Regions from separate parts of the Homo sapiens genome. Here region 2 is linked to region 1. Evidence: chromatin loops called from intact Hi-C (ENCODE). Cell type or tissue: IMR-90. All regions are shown on one strand. Links, peaks and the distances in the headings refer to the core of each region. The heading gives the core; the rest is flanking DNA.

Region 1 (2,922 bases), core at 172-2,671:
TTCTTTATATTGCATTTTAAAGCTTGCTTTTTTGGCTGGGTGCAGTGGTTCACATCTGTAATCCCAATACTTTGGGAGGCCAAGGCAGGTGGATCACTTGAGGTCAGGAGTTCAAAACTAGCCTGGCCCATATGGTGAAACCCCATCTCTACTAAAAATACAAAAATTAGCCAGGTGTTGTGGTGGTCGCCTGTAATCCCAGCTACTTGGGAGGCTGAGACAGGAGAGTTGCTTGAACTGGGGCGGCGAAGGTTGCAGTGAGCCAAGATCGTGCCACTGCACTCCAGCCTGGGTGAGAGGGTGAGACTCCATCTCAAAAAATAAAAAAAAATAAAGCTCGCTTTTTAGGTAATGTCTCAATATTCAAGCATTTGGTTTACCATTGACCCTTGAATAATAACAGGTTTGAGCTGCAAGGATCCACTTACACACAGATTTTTCCCCCACCTCTGCCACCCCTGAGACCAACGCCTCCTCTTCTTGCTCCTCAATTTTCTTAACATTTTTTCTCTAGCTTACTTTATTGTAATAATCTAGTATATAATACACATAAAAATATGTGTTAATTGACCGTTATATTATCAGTAAGGCTTCCCGTCAAAAGTAGGCTATTACTAGTTAAGTTTTTGGTGAACCAAAATCTATACCTGAATTTTTGACTGCATGGGGGGTTGGCATCCCTAACACCCCACTCTGTTCAAGGGTCAACTGTATTTATATTTATATTTAATTTTTTTATGTAAAGAAAGGGTCTCACTCTGTCACCCAGGCTGGAGCACAGTGGTGTGATCATGGCTCACTGCAGCCTCAACTTCCTGGGCTCAAGCGATCCTCCCATCTCAGCCTCTTGAGTAGCTGGGACTATGGGCATGAGGCACTATGCCCAGCCTGTATTTATATTGCAAAGTATAAATAAATAGGAAATTTTACTAATTTTTCCCTAGCTGAGTACACTTAATGAATTCTTCAATTTTGAATCATCACCATCACTTGGCGAGAGCATACAACTAATTTCATGTTCATAACCTTTTGAATGAGAAATTGATCTCTTGAAAAATGAATTTATACTAGCCTTAGTGGTCTCACACACCAGTGTGTCTTATTTTTCTCCTATTAGGCCTGCCCTCTACTCCCCTCACCATCACACACACATAACAGAAACCTGAATCTTCAGATATCTTTAACCCATCAATGGCCACGTCACATCTCCACAGGAACCTCACTAGATTCTCCAGATCTCACCTTAGACTCTATCCAGAAATCAAGGTGGTGCTTTTTGTTGTTTTTTTGTTTTTTTTATTTTGTCTTTGGATCGTTAGGGGTATCAAGAGCCTTTAGCTCAAAGCTGGTCCCAGCTGGTCCACTAGATGTCACTGTCTTGTAAATTAATAGTGCTTTACCTACAAACTCCATCCCTGACATGGCACTGAAGGGACACCAGGCTAGTTCCAAAGAGCAAGTATTAGTCCGTGTTACGCACACGTCCACTCTTAGGGGAGGGACAGGAAGAGGCAGGCTGTCAGAAGTCTGGCAGGAAGGGAGGGCTCTGAACATTGAAAGAATGCTGGGGATGGGAATCTGAGTTGATCATGCAGTGTGTGGTGAAATGTATCTGAATGAAGAAGGGAGTGAGACAGGCGAAGACCCTGAACGAAGAGCATGCCAGGAAGAGGAACAGCAGGTGCAAAGACCCAGAGGCTGAGTGAGCCAGAGTCCGGTCGGGAGGAGGCTAAAAAGACAGGCCTCACGGGGACTTGCAGGGCTTGGTAAAGTGTGCCCATTTCATTCTGAATGAAATGGGAAAACATTGGAAGAATCTGTGATTTTTGGCTTTTCACGGAAAAGCCCTCAAAATCTACCTAGATGTAATCATGAGGAAACACCAGACAAACCCAAACTGAGGAACTTTCAATCAATTTTACAAATTGATAATTTGTAAATTATCAATGTCATAAAAGATAAAGAGAGGCTGGGAAACCATTTGAGAGTAGAGGAGATTAAATGACAACTAGATGCAAACTGTGGCTCTCGACTGGATTCTGGAGGGAAGGAAAAACAATGCTCTGATGGGCATTATGGGGACAGTGGATAATATTCGAACATGAATTATAGATTAGATAACATAATGAAATTAATATTAAATTTCCTGGCTGGGCACGGTGGCTCACACCTGTAATCCCAGCTCTTTGGGAAGCTGAGGCAGGCAGATCACCTGAGGTCAGGAGTTCAAGACCAGCCTGGTCAACATGGTGAAACCCCATCTCTACTAAAAATACAAAAATTAGCCAAGTGTGGTAGCGGGTGCCTGTAATAACAGCTACTCGGGAGGCTGAGGCAGGAGAATTGCCTAAACCTGGGAGGTGGAGGTTGCAGTGAGCCGAGATCATGCCATTAAACTCCAGCCTGGGCAACCAAGAGTGAAACTCTGTCTCAAAAAAAAAAAAAAAATTAAATTAAATTTCCTGAAGTTGATAACTGTGCTATGGTTATATAAGAGAATATATCTTATTTTTAGAATACCCACAATGAAGTTTTAAAGGGGAAAGTGGATGGTTTGAGGTTTGAATACACTGGTAGATGGCAGGAAACCTGCAAACTGCCATCCTCAGAAGCGGAGTCTGTAGGTTAAGTATATGCATTTGACCATTCAGCCACCCCTACCCCCAAAGGGGAAAAGGACCTCAGTAAGGAGGTCACAAATCTAAAATCGTGATCCTTACAGCACTCATTTTTACAGCATTTCTGTTAATATTTGTGCTAATTTTTTTCATCCCCAAAGCAGTTTCTGTTGTTTCTGTATCTCTAGAAAACTTTCAAAAGAATATTCAACTATCCACTTGCAAAGACTTAGATAGCTGCTTCTTATCTCAGGGGATGACAGTCACCCTTTGATAATGTGATTTTTAAAAACCTTTGCTCAAA
Region 2 (2,922 bases), core at 173-2,672, 320 kb before region 1:
CTAACCACTTATCAATAAGTCTGTCCATCCATCCAACCTTTCCTTCCTCTTATCCATCTATGGAGCATCTGCTGTTAGCCAGGTCCTGTGTCAGGCACTGAGAATGCAAAGTAAGTGAGGATATCTGTTTAACAATTTTCAATTCACCTTTAAGAATCTAGCCCTGTTGGCAGAGCGGGGCCGCCATGAACAAAAGTTAAAAGCTCATGTTTCTGTCCACTTTTACTTTTACATACTCAGTTAAATTTTCCAAGTGTTAATGTGATTAACCAATTCAACAGCTTCATGATAAGATAAACCTCTTTACCAGATTCTCGACTATTTCATTTAGATCATGGAATGTTAGAACGTATCTTTAGTTCAATCTCTTTTGTAGATGACAGTGAGATCCAGAGAGAGACAGTAACTTGCCTTAGGTCTTTCAGATTGCTGTGCGAAGAGACCACGAACTCAACTGGGTCCCAGCTGGCCGTTTTGGAGGAGTGGGTGCACGCAGTGAGCCTGCTATTGGGAATTCTGTTGAGAACACCTGAGAGCTATCTGTCGGCCAGGCTCCAGGGCAGAAGCTCTGCGGAGTGACCTGTTACATGCAAATTCCTGGGCTGTTTTCTGTTCCTTTGTGGAACTGTCAGAACACAGTGAACCAAGATTAACATTATCCAGAAGACTTGAAGCTCCTCTGACGCAGAAGTACACAGCATGGTAGTAAGGAGAGTAGGCGCTGGTGGAGTTACATGATCAGAACTTGAATACTGATGCTGCTAACTAGTACCTTTTAAATTGGACAAGTCATGGTTTCTGTGAATGCCCATTCTTTGAACGGTAAAAAGGTAACAGCACCTATCACTTGGAGCTGCTACGAGGAGCCAGTGATAAGATATGTAGGTTCCCAGAACAGTGCCCAGCTTATGTTAAGAGCTCTATTCACAGTACTCATTTTTATGTTATTTATTGTCGGTATTACTATGATTCAGTTCTCTACAAAATCAGATATGTGGGGTTGGGACCTTACATCACCTTTTCAATACAGCTCTCAAGGGTTTAAAGATAAACAAGGACTCATACCTTTTGTATATGTAGACCTGGAACATAAAACCTACTCTGATGACGGGTTCACATCCACCTTGTAATTTGTCTACAATAATGTCAACATGGAGCTACAAATAATCTCACATATGCTACATTAACAGTTTACTTAGAAATTGGGGTAGATGTCGCTGCATGTTTTCAATCCTCTCAACTAATGCTGTGGTCACACTTCTGGGAAAAGCCTAGGATGGTATCACTTAACATTTTTTCTTCAACTTGTTCAGATTTTAAAGGTGCAATATTATTGATTAGCCACATGGGGGCATGAAGCTCTAATTTTTCCTGAAGTTGACCAGGACGTCTATCCTAAGCATTAGAAGTTGTAATGCCTTAGATATCTTAGAAAAACCAAACAATGTTCCTGAAATATTTTATATGGGCAGTGTTAGAAATGAACAAAGCATGTTTGTGTTTAAAAGTTGATCGTGCAGATTTGTGTTCTGGCTGTAATATCCAACCCCGGAGGCACATTACAATCACCTGGAGGGCTTTTAAAATATGAATTCTGCTGCACACCACCCGTCTGGGGATGGCAAGGCAACAGTATCAGCATTTTTAAAAAAGCTCCCCAGGTAATTGCAAGGTTGAGAACCGCTGATCTATGGATTAGTGGAGCTTGAAAGTAATATGAAACACCTGGCCATCTGACACTGACCTGTAATAAGTGATGCCAGGGGTCACGGTCACGTTATCAGAAAATAAACAAAAGTTGAAAAATAAAGACTGGCAAGCTAATTACTATTGGAGCCAACATTTCCTTAATTTGTCTCCCTATTGAGGCTACAGACTCCCTGGGGTGACTAAACTGGCTCCGGCTACATATTTTCAAAGAGAAAATCAAAGTGACTGAATGTCCATTAGCCAGACAGCTTGTCTCACTGAGCCTGAAGCCAGTGGATTGCAACCTCTCAAGCCTCAGAGGCAGTCCTGGGGCCACCCTCCCTTCTCTCCTCCTGGATTCCTAACAACCAGCTGAGGTTGTGTTTGATTTCAAATTCCTCTGATTGTAACAATACAGGCATTAGATATGCAAAGTTAAAAAGGAAAACCAAGGAGGAAGAGATGATTTCAGATCACATGTGGTTATACTCAAGAATCACTCTCAATTCATAACAAAATGACCATAACGAAATATTGAGCTTACTAATTAGTCCAAAACAGATGAAAATGCTTATCAGCTTCTGATGTTCCGGAATGTGGGACTCTTTTTGGCCTGTGACATTTCTTATTGCTGAATTGAATGTTTGGATGTGTAATAATTCATCTTTTAGATATTTTGAGGAAAGTCCTCTGCTTAGAAGGTGTGGAGGCTGGGTATATTTCTTAGATGGAGGACTAAGAAATGAGGCGTGGGCCAGGAGCTGTGGCTCACGCCTGTAATCCCAGCACATTGGGAGGTCAAGGCAGGCAGATCGCCTGAGATCGGGAGTTCGAGACCAGCCTGGCCAAGATGGTGAAACCCCATCTCTACCAAAAATACAAAAAGGTTTAGCTGGGCATGGTGGCGCACGTCTGTAATCCCAGCTACTTGGGAGGCTGAGGGATGGGAATCGCTTGAACCTGGGAGGCAGAGGTTGCAGTGAGCGGATATCGCGCCACTGCACTCCAGCCTGGGTGACAGAGGGAGACTCTGTCTCAAAAATAAATAAATAAATAAATAAATAAATAAATAATAAAATAAAAATAAAAAAATGAGGTCTTCACATGGAATCACAGGGCTTGTATCACTTATGCTAAGTCATACCAAATTATGAAAAATGTCTGAAAGGGTGAAAGGGTCTTCAAAGCTCATGTAGTTCAACCTTCTCATTTACAGATAAGGCAACTGAGGCC

What was found. A loop is a pair of places that touch in the nucleus more often than their neighbours do. Peaks named below come from ENCODE experiments on the same cell type or tissue, not always from the same donor. Only the 100,000 strongest peaks of a DNase experiment are listed, where the experiment ranks them.
Region 2: it touches region 1 in a loop (6-fold over the local background); 3 of 110 quality-filtered maps call a loop at or near these places.

The regions. Positions count from the first base shown.
Region 1 is chr18:59,781,894-59,784,815 of GRCh38, forward strand. No RefSeq gene overlaps it. Among named protein-coding and RNA genes, the nearest start is that of CCBE1, 86 kb to the left of the region's middle. RefSeq lists an enhancer at 1,259-1,318. In IMR-90, for the core only: a CTCF peak has its summit at 1,363 (motif pointing right); a DNase peak (open chromatin) is centred at 1,408.
Region 2 is chr18:59,458,209-59,461,130 of GRCh38, forward strand. All of the region lies in intron 5 of CCBE1 (collagen and calcium binding EGF domains 1), which reads right to left. Among named protein-coding and RNA genes, the nearest start is that of LMAN1, 100 kb to the left of the region's middle. In IMR-90, for the core only: a CTCF peak has its summit at 1,354 (motif pointing right); a DNase peak (open chromatin) is centred at 1,373; H3K27ac peaks cover 897 bases.